2 separate regions of the Homo sapiens genome follow, and region 2 is linked to region 1. The links are chromatin loops, found by intact Hi-C in ENCODE. Cell type or tissue: ascending aorta. All regions are shown on one strand. Links, peaks and the distances in the headings refer to the core of each region. The heading gives the core; the rest is flanking DNA. Region 1 holds the start of CLMP (CXADR like cell adhesion molecule). Region 2 overlaps CLMP (CXADR like cell adhesion molecule).

Region 1 (5,369 bases), core at 233-5,232:
GCAAATTTTTTTTCCCTTTCCCAGACCTCTCTCCTATAGGTCACGCTGACATCTTACATTCCATGAAGAGGATGGTGAGATCGAAGAGCCAGCCAGGTGTGGCAGAGGGTAAGCGCTTTGAGAATCTCTGCAGCCACAGGAGGCTGTAAAGCAATGCGCTTTAGCAAGCTTTCTCTGGAAGCAGGCAGCCTGCGCTCAAATTCCGTCTCCCCTAATTATGAGTGTGTGGCCTTGAGCAAGTTACCTGGCCTTTTTACAGCTTGGTTTCTTCATCTGTAAAATGAGGGTAGCCAACAAGGATGGCTGGGCAGCCAATAGGCTTGTTGTGAAGAACAAACGAATTACCAAGATAGTACATATAAAGTGTTCATATAACAAGGACTATTAGCTGTTTTTAATAAGAGAGCCCTGAAGTTTCATTCTACTAAATATCTGGTGATTGGTAACCTAGTGGTAGAGTCCAGTAAAGGGAATCAAGGTGCCATCCAGCTGCGCCAGATGTGCACAGGAACAGTATTGCAGTATTTGGTTAAGTCTAAAAGAGTTTAGAAAATAACCCCTCCCCACCTGCCTTACTTGAGCAATAGTTTGGCTTAGCCCACCTCTTTCATTTCTCTAACTTAAGTGATTATCAGCCTGAGGCTGGCCAAGATGGGTATGCATACAGTATAATTGGTTTGTAAAGTTTCAAAAAAGACAGAGAACTCTAACCACGTATTTCAGGATTTGGTGGTTCTTCTAGACACCAGCCTCCTTCAAACCTCTGGTGTTGTAGGCTAGAAGGGACTTAGGAACCATCTAGTATTCTCTTTCCAGAGCTAAAGACGTGGAAGCCCTGGATAAGGAGTAAGTTGTCTGAGGCCACCCAGCTAGTCAGTTCAAAACCAGGACCAGCTCTCCCGTGGCCTGGTGTTCAGGGTAGTGCTCACTCTTGACCACTGGCTGGCTCTTTGATTTTCTGATCTCCAGCTAACTGTGGGGCCTGTCTGCAGTGGATCCCATGCTTCAGGGTGCATAGTGACGTGCCCTTGGCTCTCCCTGACTGCCTTTCCTGCCCTGGCTCCTCAGACATTTCCAGTCACTCCGGTGGGCTCCTACCACCCACATCCCTGATGTCCTCTCCTGCAAACCTGCCTCTGCCTCAGGGCCTCTGAGGCCCCAAGAGTCCTGCCTGGGGGACCCCAGGAAGGGACGCTCAGGAGGACTCTTCCCTTTGCTCTGGAGCCTGTTTCAGGAAAAAGTGGTGCTTGCTCTATTTCCCTCTGTTCTGGTTCCTCTGCTGCGTTTTTTCCAAGTCTTCTTCACTCTCTGTGCTCGGACTCCCCCAGCCTTGCTCTTCTGTTTTACATTCCTGTTCTCCTCTTTTTCTCTCTCCTTCCCAACCCTTCCCCTTTCCCCTTTTCCTTCCTTCCCTGTGTGACTTGGGGCATTTGCATCTTCCTGGTGCTCCTTGGGCCCTGCCCTTTTTCCCTCTCCCCTTTCCTCTCCAACCCTGCCTATCCCCCACTCTGCTCACCCTTTAACACATCTGTTTCTAATCTGAGCCTCGGAGGCGCCTGTTTGAAACAACAACAAAAAACCCCCACCCTCAGGAACCTGGCACAAAAATTCCTGGATAAACCTTCCCTCCACCAATTCTCCACTTTTCCCAGATACACCAGAAACTAAACACCGCCCTAAAGAGGACCCTGCACATCAAACGGTTCCCCAAGCCTGTTCAAGGGCCCAGATGTGCGAGACAATCTCGATGGCCGACTGGGCGGCCCTCGGTTGCCAGATGTGCTCCTCCGTGGCCAGGAGGCAGGGACTGAAAAGCCGGCTGACTCCAGGGGCTGCAGGGACACCCGGTCAGAACCGGCGTCTTTCCCGGACGCAGGGCTGCGTTTGCCCACGGCCATCCAAACTCCCGCCCTCCCAGAGGCACTCACCTAGCAAGAGGAGAAGGAGGAGGGACATCCCGATCCCCGGACGCGGGCGCTTCCCCGCTCAGCTGCTGCTTGGCTCCGGGGCGGCCGGGCGCCTCCGACGGACCTCGGGCGAGCTGGGCGCGGCGCCTCGGGGTGCGCGCGAGGTGGCTGCAGCCATGTGCCGGGCGGGAGCCGGCCCCGCGCCCCGTGCCCCTGGGGGCAGATGGGCTCCCGGCGCTCGCCCCACCAGCTGGCGCCCGGACGGGAGCCGGGACCAGGGTCAGGGAGGAAAACGCGAGGCGAAAAGGCGCTACCGCTTCGTGGAACACTTTTCCCTGTTTGGAAAGAAAAAGGAGTGAAGAAAGAGAGAGGGAAAAAAAAAATTCAGCTGGAACCACATGGTTGCCTCCTACCGCAGCCCCTCCCTCTCTCTCTCGCTGTTCCCTCCTTCCCTCCCTCCCTCCCGCGCGGCGTTTGGGGTTTGCGGTGGGGGCCGGTCGGGGAGAAGCGTGAGCTGGCCGGGCAGGGAGGGCCGGGGGAGACCTGGGGCCGTGCAGAGGCGGGTGGGTTGAGAGGCGCCGGGCGTAGGATTGATTCTTTGCAGGAGGCATTGGTGACACCTCGGCTGAGAGCCCATGGACGAGGCCTTGTCCGTTCCTAGAGCTCTGCTCTCACTTGGTCCTTCTCTCCACTTCTCTCTCGCTTCTTTTTTACTCTCGTTTCTCTCTGCTTCCACGTCTCTCACAAATCTGGCGTTTCTCTCTTCCATCTCTTCCTCTCTAGGTCTCCTTGTTCGCATTCTTGCCTCTCCCTCCTCGTCTCCTCATGCCCTCTCCCCTCTGTCCTCTGCGCTCTTCTCGCCTCTCCTCTCCCTCCCCGTCTGGTTCTGTTAGTGTAAAGCCACCAGACTGACCAGGCCGACGGCGGGGCGCGGAAGTGGGTGCGAAGGCAGCCAGCGGCCGGCCGACCAGGGCTCTCCCCACCGACTGCCTGCTTTGGCACCCGGCTACCCCCCTTGGCCTGGCTTTCCTGGGGCCTTTCGCGTTCGCTCGCTTTCTACTGTCGGTATTTGCAGCAGCGCTCCCTCAGGTCCCGAGCAGAGCTAAGCCAGCCAGCACCCAGGGGAAGGGGACCCACAGCCCCGTGGAAAGAGGTCTATCGAGATGCTTTGCAGCAAAGTGCTCTGCACGTGGCCCTGGCCAAAATGTGCACCACCCCCTTTCAGAAAGAACATAAGGCAGAGGGAGCAGAATCCCCCTGGTGCCAGGGCCTGCGCGCCCGGGCTCCGGGAACCCGGCCCAGGAGGCTCGCGGAGGGCAGGAGGCTGGCGGCCGGACGGGGGCGGACGGTGGGTTCCGCGGAGCCGAGCAGCCCCGCCCCAGGGTCGGCCCCTGGGAGTCTGCCCTTCACTACCCTGCTGCTCAGCGGCAGCGGGAGGCAGCGAGACTAAGAAAGGGCAGTGAGGGTGGCGCTCAGACCTCAGCTGCCTGGACCTCCTGCCCTGACCTTGTGCCCAGGGCCTCTCAGAAACTCTGGTCCCAGTCTCTGAATGTCCCTGGAGGGCTTCTCCCTCAGCTGCCCAGAGGCATGATGACGCAATCGCTCACCTTCGGCCTCGCCAGAGCCCAGGTTGGAAGCCGGGGCCAGCGCTCTTGAGAAGAAAGATGAACCCCGCCGGGGCCGGTGGGCTGCCGAGTCACACATTTGCAATGAAATGCAAATGTGTAATGAAAACCCGTCCCATTTCGCAGACTAGGAAAGCAAAGGCCTGGAGAGGTTATGGAAGTTTCACAAGGTCACTCAGAGGACTTGCAAAAGCTGGGGCTGTTCCTAGGGCTCGCGGATCAGCTGGAGCATTGCTTTAGAATTGCAGCATTTCTCCACTCACTCCCTCACCCCTTCGATACCGATGTGTTAGCATCCACACTATGCCAGGTGCTTTTTTAGGTGTGAGGACACAAAGTGAGTAGAACTTGGAAGTTGACATTTAAAAAAACCTGGGAGGAGTATGTCATGAACACCAAGTATGGACCCAGAATCATATTATATTATTACGTGGTTTTTATTGGGTCATATTATTGACCTTTTTATATCATTCTTATTATACTGCTAAGGGATAGTCACTGAAAAAAAAATCACCATCCCTTAGCATGAATAGGAAGACAAGGAAACTATAACTTAGAGAGGCCTAAATATCTTGCCCCAGATCACAATAGAATTAAAATGCTTCTATTCCAATATTAATATTCTAATATTTAAAAATATTATTTTTTATATTGAGAAGTGTTTAAAAGGTCTCTTTGACTCCGAAGTAACTTTATTTTCCATTTCATACTAATTGTCTAATAGGGGAAATAGATACATTCACAACTATAATTTGTAAATGAATATGTTGAAAAAACCGTCTTTTTTCTTTTCTTTTTTTTTTTTTGAGACAGAGCCTCACTCTGTCACCCAGGTTCACTGCAACCTCTGCCTCCTGGGTGCAAGTGATCCTCCCACCTCATCCTTCCAAGTAGCTGAGACTACAGGCTCACACCATCATGCCCGGCTAATATTTGTATTTTTGGTAGAGATTGGGTTTCGCTGTATTGCCCAGGCTGGTCTCAAACTCCTGGGCTCAAGCAGTTCACCTGACTCGAACTCCCAAAATGCTGGGATTACGGGCATGAGCCACCATCCCCAGCCAAAAACAGTAATTCTTAAAGGCTGGAGAAGGTGGCAGAAAAACTACATACAGAAGGTAACTCTTTTGTTGTTTCTGCTTTATAATTAAAAAAAAAATTGACATTTTGGGCTTACAAAAAAGTTGAAAATAGTACAAAAATTCTTCACCCAGATTCCCCCTTTTTATTTCTCTCTAGAGGTGGGGTTTTTGCACAAGTTTTAAAGCCTCACCTCCACCCCACCGCTGCTGGTGGCCTTTCTCAAGAACTTAGTAATGCCAGTGCTGTTTATTGCTTGAGGGCTGGTGTGCGCATGAAGACAGATGTGTGTGGGTGTAGGCAGATATGTGTTTAAACCCAGTTGCTCAAGCCGAAGGTAACAGGCGCCTTTGGCTCTAGGTCATTAGTCACCAGCACAGGAAATGATTAGACTGAGATTGGGTCACAAGCACTCAATTTTCCCAGCCCCAAGTCTTGTAGCCAATATGGCACATATTTTTTGGAAGAGGATCTTTGGGTCCCTGAAGGTGTCTGTCTCTAAATCTGAAACCTCTTTTCTATTGGCATGGGTCTCTGGGCAGGAAGAGCAGAGAGAGAGTGCTTCTGCGATGGTTTGTAACTCACATCCCATCCCTACCAGTGCTGGGCCCCACTCTGGGCTGGGTGCCTCGGAGGATCCCAAGATTACGAGATAGTCCTTACCCTGAATGGACGGACCTCTCAGTTCAGAGGGAGAAAAAACACCAACATGGGAAATGTTTCAACAACAATACAAGAAAGTTAGATAGTTAAATGC
Region 2 (5,369 bases), core at 253-5,252, 63 kb before region 1:
AAACGGTGTTTCACATCTAATCCACCTACTCCTTCCTTTTTATCAAAACACACTTTTTTTTTTTCCTGGAGGCTCCAGACGTAAGAAACTAGAGAAATAAATATAAGTTACAGAGCCAGGGATCAACTTTTGTCTCCTGCTCTGTTTAGCATTCAAAACCACTAAGCCACAGAGAAGACTCTGCCCACACTCAGAAAAGAGCATGTTAAAGCAGAATTGAGTGGAAACCTCTCTTCATAGGAATGCAGATGGTGAGAAAGAGTAAAAATATTCAAGGGAAAAGGAGGTAAAGAAAATTAGTGTTGGGGCTGGAGAACACTGCATGGTATTCATCTTTCAGAAATTTGAAACTCTGGGAACTTTACAGGGGAGTCCAAGGGATGTAACTGCCCCGAGAGGCCTCAAACTGGCCCTTTCGTGGATGAAGATCACTTCCCATCATTGTCACTCAGAGTCACCGTGGTCTGGTAGAGCTCCCTGGGAGGTGCTGGGAAATGGCCCCAGGACCATCAAGGCTTTGCCCTGCTTTCTGGGCAGGGTTCGGCAAAATTAAAAAGGAAGAAAGATTATTTATCGTCCACCCAGTGCAAATTAAGAAAAATGGTATGGTCTGGATGGTTTTTAAGCAAGTCAGGAGGGAGAAGAAAAATTTTAACACCCTTCCTTTGACACAAGCTGATGGCCCCTAAGTGATGTCCTCGCCCAGATGGACAGAAGCCCACCTTCACTGGCAGGCACCCACTGGGAACTGCATTGTTCCTGCCTCCTGCACATGCCAGGGAATGGACAGCAGGCATTCTGGGAGGGTGAGGGTTGAGCTGTGGAAAAGGGTTGGGGAAAAAAAAGTAGTTCAGGAGTCAGAAAATAGTTCACAAATCTAAAATTCCATTCAGAGCTGCTTCTAAACACCGTCATAGCAAAAAGTGTGGTAAGTTCTTTGTTTTCCTTCCCCAAATGGAATCGTTTTTTTCTTTTCCTTTTTTTTTTTTTTTTTTTGAGACGGAGTCTCACTCTGTCACCCAGGCTGGAGTGCAGTGGCGCTATCTCAGCTTACTGCAACCCCTGCCTCCCGGGTTCAAATGATTCTCCTGCCTCAGCCTCCCAAGTAGCTGGGATTACAGGTGTGCACCACCATGCCTGGCTAATTTTTGTATTTTTAGTAGAGACAGGGGTTCACCATGTTGGCCAGGCTGGTCTTGAACTCCTGACCTCAAGTGATCCACCCCCCTTGGGCTCTTAAAGTGCTGGGATTACAGGCGTGAGCCACCGTGCCCAGCCGGATTTCAAAAATAATATCTGTCATTCCAAAATAGTACTTAGGTGATCATTTTTCTTTCCCCCCAAATAGTATGACTGTTTAGTTTTAGATCTTTTTCTCATCCCTCAAATATAAAGAGCCTAGAAATTTCTCTTGCTCCATCAATTCCATTGAGAAATATTTCCTGGTAGCCACAAAGATTAGAAAAAAATACAGAAAAAAAAGAAAAAATATAGAAAGAATATTTTGACAAAGAAATATTTTGACTCTTGGAGGGAATTTCTAACTCTTCTTACTTTAATTTTATATATTTAAGATTAGAAGCAAAACAAAACAAATGAACAATAACCAAAAATAAGCCCAAAACTAACCTTTTCCAAACTCTTAAATACTGGGTTTCAAAACACAGTGTGGAGGATGGTTACTTGAGTGGGTTTGGGTCACATTGGAGTCCTGATTCTGACCTTAATCTATCTTTCTTTCTTTTTTCTTTTCTTTTCTATTTTTTTTGAAATGGAGTTTCGCTCTTGTTGCCCAGGCTGGAGTGCAATGGTGTGATCTCGGTTCACTGCAACCCCTGTCTCCCGGGTTTGAGTGATTCTCCTGCCTCAGCCTCCCGAGTAGCTGGGATTACAGGTATGCGCCACCACGTCCGGCTAATTTTTGTATTTTTAGTAGAGACGTGGTTTCACCATGTTGGCCAGGCTGGTTTCGAACTCCTAACCTCAGGCAATCCACCTGCCTTAGCCTCCCAAAGTGCTGGGATTACAGGCGTGAGCCACTGCACCTGACCAAGATCCTTAATTTTTCTAAACCTACGTTTATCATCTATAAAATGAGCCATCTTTTCACATGGCTCTCATAAGGATTAAATGCAATCTTGTTTAAAGCACGTTGTATAAAATTTATCTTAGCTATTATAGTAAGAAGTACAAAAGTGAAGGAAAGTAATAATCTTTGCGGGGGGGTCTATGTGTAAGAAACCTCTCAGGAAGGAGCAGAACTGAACCAAGTGCTGAGGCAGAACCTCTGCTCTACAAATAGCATTTTTTTTCTTTTTAGCAAATTGCAGAAGGATATGATTCCTAACTTCCTGCAGGCTGATTCAGTCCCATGCCAGGGCACACGGCCGGTGAGTGGGCAGCTGCCCTATTAAGGACTCAGCAAAGGAATGATTACTTTGGGGAACTGTCAAATACGGAAAGCTATTCGGAAGGCCCACATGGAGATGGCTGTTTCCTAAATCACAGTTTCCCCAATGTTTTCTATTCCTCTGTGCTCTGAGGTGATAACTTTTTCCTTTTTTTTCTCTTATTTTTGTCTCTCTCATTTTATTTTATTTTGTTTTATTTTTGAGACAGAGTCTTGCTCTGTTGCTCAGGCTGGAGTGCAGTGGTGCAATCTTGGCTCACGGCAACCTCCGCCTCTTGGGTTCAAGTGATTCTCCTGCCTCAGCCTTCTGAGTAGCTGGGATTACAGGCGCCTGCCACCACACCCAGCTAATTTTTGTATTTTTAGTAGAGATGGAGTTTCACCATGTTGGCCAGGCTAGTCTGGAACTCCTGACCTCAAGTGATTCACCCACCTCAGCCTCCCAAAGTGCTGGGATTACAGGTGTGAGACACTGTGCCTGGCCCTGTTTTTTATTTTATTTTTATTTATTTATTTTTTTTTGAGACAGGGTCTCACTCTGTGGCTCAGGCTGGAGGGCCAGTGGTGTGATCTCCGCTCACTGCAACCTCCACCTCCCAGGCTCAAGTGATTCTCCCACCTCAGCCTTGCAAGTAGGCGTGCACCACCATGCCCAGCTAATTTTTGTATTTTTTGGTAGAGGCAGGGTTTCACCATGTTGGCCAGGCTGGTCTCAAATTACTGACCTCAAGCGATCTGCCTGCCTCGGCCTCCCAAAGGCTGGGGTTATAGGGGTGTGTCACTATGCCTGGCCTCTGAGATTATAACTGCCCACTAAGGAATTCTAGAATTGTTGGGATGACCTGGAGATATGTTCAGGGAAAGACGGGAAGTTTGCAATGACATCAGTATAGAATCCACAGGCTCTAATGACTGGAAATGAGGCTGGAAAAGCGTAATGGAGCAAAATCAGAAGTTCACATGAACACAGACTCCTTGACCGGGCCCTAGTCAGGCTCCTCTGGGTCCTCCTTTTGACTAGGCCCAATCTTTGGCTCTGTCTAGGTCTGCTTACTCCAGTTTTATTAAGAATCCTACTGAGAGAGTTTAGTGGAATCCTCCTCTCGGTCTGACCACCGTCAACATCTTCTTACCCTTGCTTCCTTTTAGCAGAAATCTTGTTAAGTCAGTTTAGCAAAGAGTTACCCTACTTCCTAGTGATTTTGCATCCATTGATTCCCCTACCTTGTTTCTTGGCTATAAACTTCCACTTTCGCTTATTGTCCCTAGATTTGAGCCCCATCTCTAGCCCATACTACAAAACCCCATTGTAGTAGCCACTACTATGATGCGGTTCAGAACATCCTACCCCAAAATATGACACCTTGGCATATTGAGTATTTTAAGCCGAAGAAATCTGAGAAAGAGCAGGTGCAGGAAGGACTGTCTGACCTTCCCCTCAAGAAGGTCATAAGCCCCTGATATGAGAGGCAACCTCCTTATGCCCAGAGGAAGGAGTGTTCTTGTCTGTGAAGACAGGAACACTGAGACGAATCTGAGCGGGGAGGCCTTGCTGTCTCCCCCAGCTTATTACCCTTAGATCATACCCTTTTCCCATGATTTTTTACTCTTCATCAAACCTAGTAAAAACATGTCTAACTATTTTTCTGGGGCTTCTTTTCCTTATGAAGGCTCTCATGTCACATAAGACTTATATTAAATAAATTTGTAGGCAGTGGCTCCTGTCTATAATCCCAGCACTTTGGGAGGCCAAGGTGGGCGGATCACTTGAGGCCAGGAGTTCAAGACCAGTCTGGCCAACACGGTGAAACCCTGTCTCTACTAAAAATACAAAAATTCGCCAGGCGTGGTGGCACACACCTGTAATCCCAGCTACTCGGGAGGCTGAGGCATGAGAATCACTGGAACCTGGGAGGGGGAGGTTGCAGTGAGCCGAGATCTCGCCACTGCACTCCAGCCTGGGCGACAGTGAGACTCTGTCTTAAAAAAAAAAAAAGTATGCTTTTCTCTTATTAATCTGTCTTTTGTTACAGAGCCCCAGCAAAGGACCAAAAAGGGTAGAAGGAAAAGATTTTTTCTTTCTCCTACACTCCCCTTGAATATTTCTTACCATCTTTAACAAGTATTATGATTAATTTTTTCTTTCACAATAGCATACTAAGAAGATTAAAATTTGTCCCTGGTACTTAGGCAAAGGGGAGCCATTGGGGTTTTTAAGCAAGGGCATTTCATGTTCAAATTTGCACTCTAGACTGGGCACGGTGGCTCACACCTGTAATCCCAGCACTTTTGGAGGCTGAGGCGGGGGTGGGGGATCACGTGAGGTCAGGAGTTCGAGACCAGCCTGACCAACATGGTGAAACCCCATTTCTACTAAAAATATAAAAGCCCAGCATGGTAGTGCATGCTTGTAGTCCCAGCTACTCAGGAGGCTGAGGCACAAGAATCGCTTGAACCCAGGAGGTGGAGGTTACAGTGAACTGAGATTGTGCCACTGCACTCCAGCCCGGGCAACAGAGTGAGACTCCGTCTCAAAAAAAAAAAAATTGCTCTCTAGCACGTGAGCTTGTCAGTGTGCCAGCACACTGTCAGGACAGCGTTTGGCTTCATGGATACCAGCTGTCATAAATCCAAGAGCAGCAATAAACAAATTAACTGGTTTTGAAAATTTTTTTCCTTATTTACTTCAAGAACAACAAAATAGGCCAGGTGTGGTGGCTCATGCCTGTAATCCCAGCACTTTGGGAGGCTGAAGGAGGTGGATCACCTGAGGTCAGGAGTTCGAGACTAACCTGGCCAACATGGTGAAACCCCGTCTCTACTAAAAATACAAAAATTAGCCAGACATGGTGGCAGGCGCCTGTAATCCCAGTTACTTGTGAGGCTGAGGCAGGAGAATGGCTTGAACCCGGGAGACAGAGGTTGCAGTGAGCCAAGACCATGCCATTGCACTCTAGCC

Evidence for each region. Peaks named below come from ENCODE experiments on the same cell type or tissue, not always from the same donor. Only the 100,000 strongest peaks of a DNase experiment are listed, where the experiment ranks them.
Region 2: a loop joins it to region 1, with 3 times the contacts of the local background. A loop is called at or near these places in 7 of 110 quality-filtered maps.

The regions. Positions count from the first base shown.
Region 1 is chr11:123,192,985-123,198,353 of GRCh38, forward strand. CLMP (CXADR like cell adhesion molecule) reads right to left here and starts at 2,264. Exons shown (of 7, transcript NM_024769.5): 1 at 1,929-2,264. The coding sequence starts at 1,956. In ascending aorta, for the core only: no CTCF peak of the experiment used is centred there; DNase peaks (open chromatin) are centred at 998, 1,877, 2,387, 2,787 and 1 weaker place; H3K4me3 peaks cover 3,514 bases; H3K27ac peaks cover 3,433 bases.
Region 2 is chr11:123,129,865-123,135,233 of GRCh38, forward strand. The region is part of intron 1 of CLMP (CXADR like cell adhesion molecule); the gene reads right to left. Among named protein-coding and RNA genes, the nearest start is that of CLMP, 63 kb to the right of the region's middle. RefSeq lists a silencer at 4,553-4,773. In ascending aorta, for the core only: no CTCF peak of the experiment used is centred there; DNase peaks (open chromatin) are centred at 767, 2,377, 2,737, 3,100 and 1 weaker place; H3K27ac peaks cover 5,000 bases.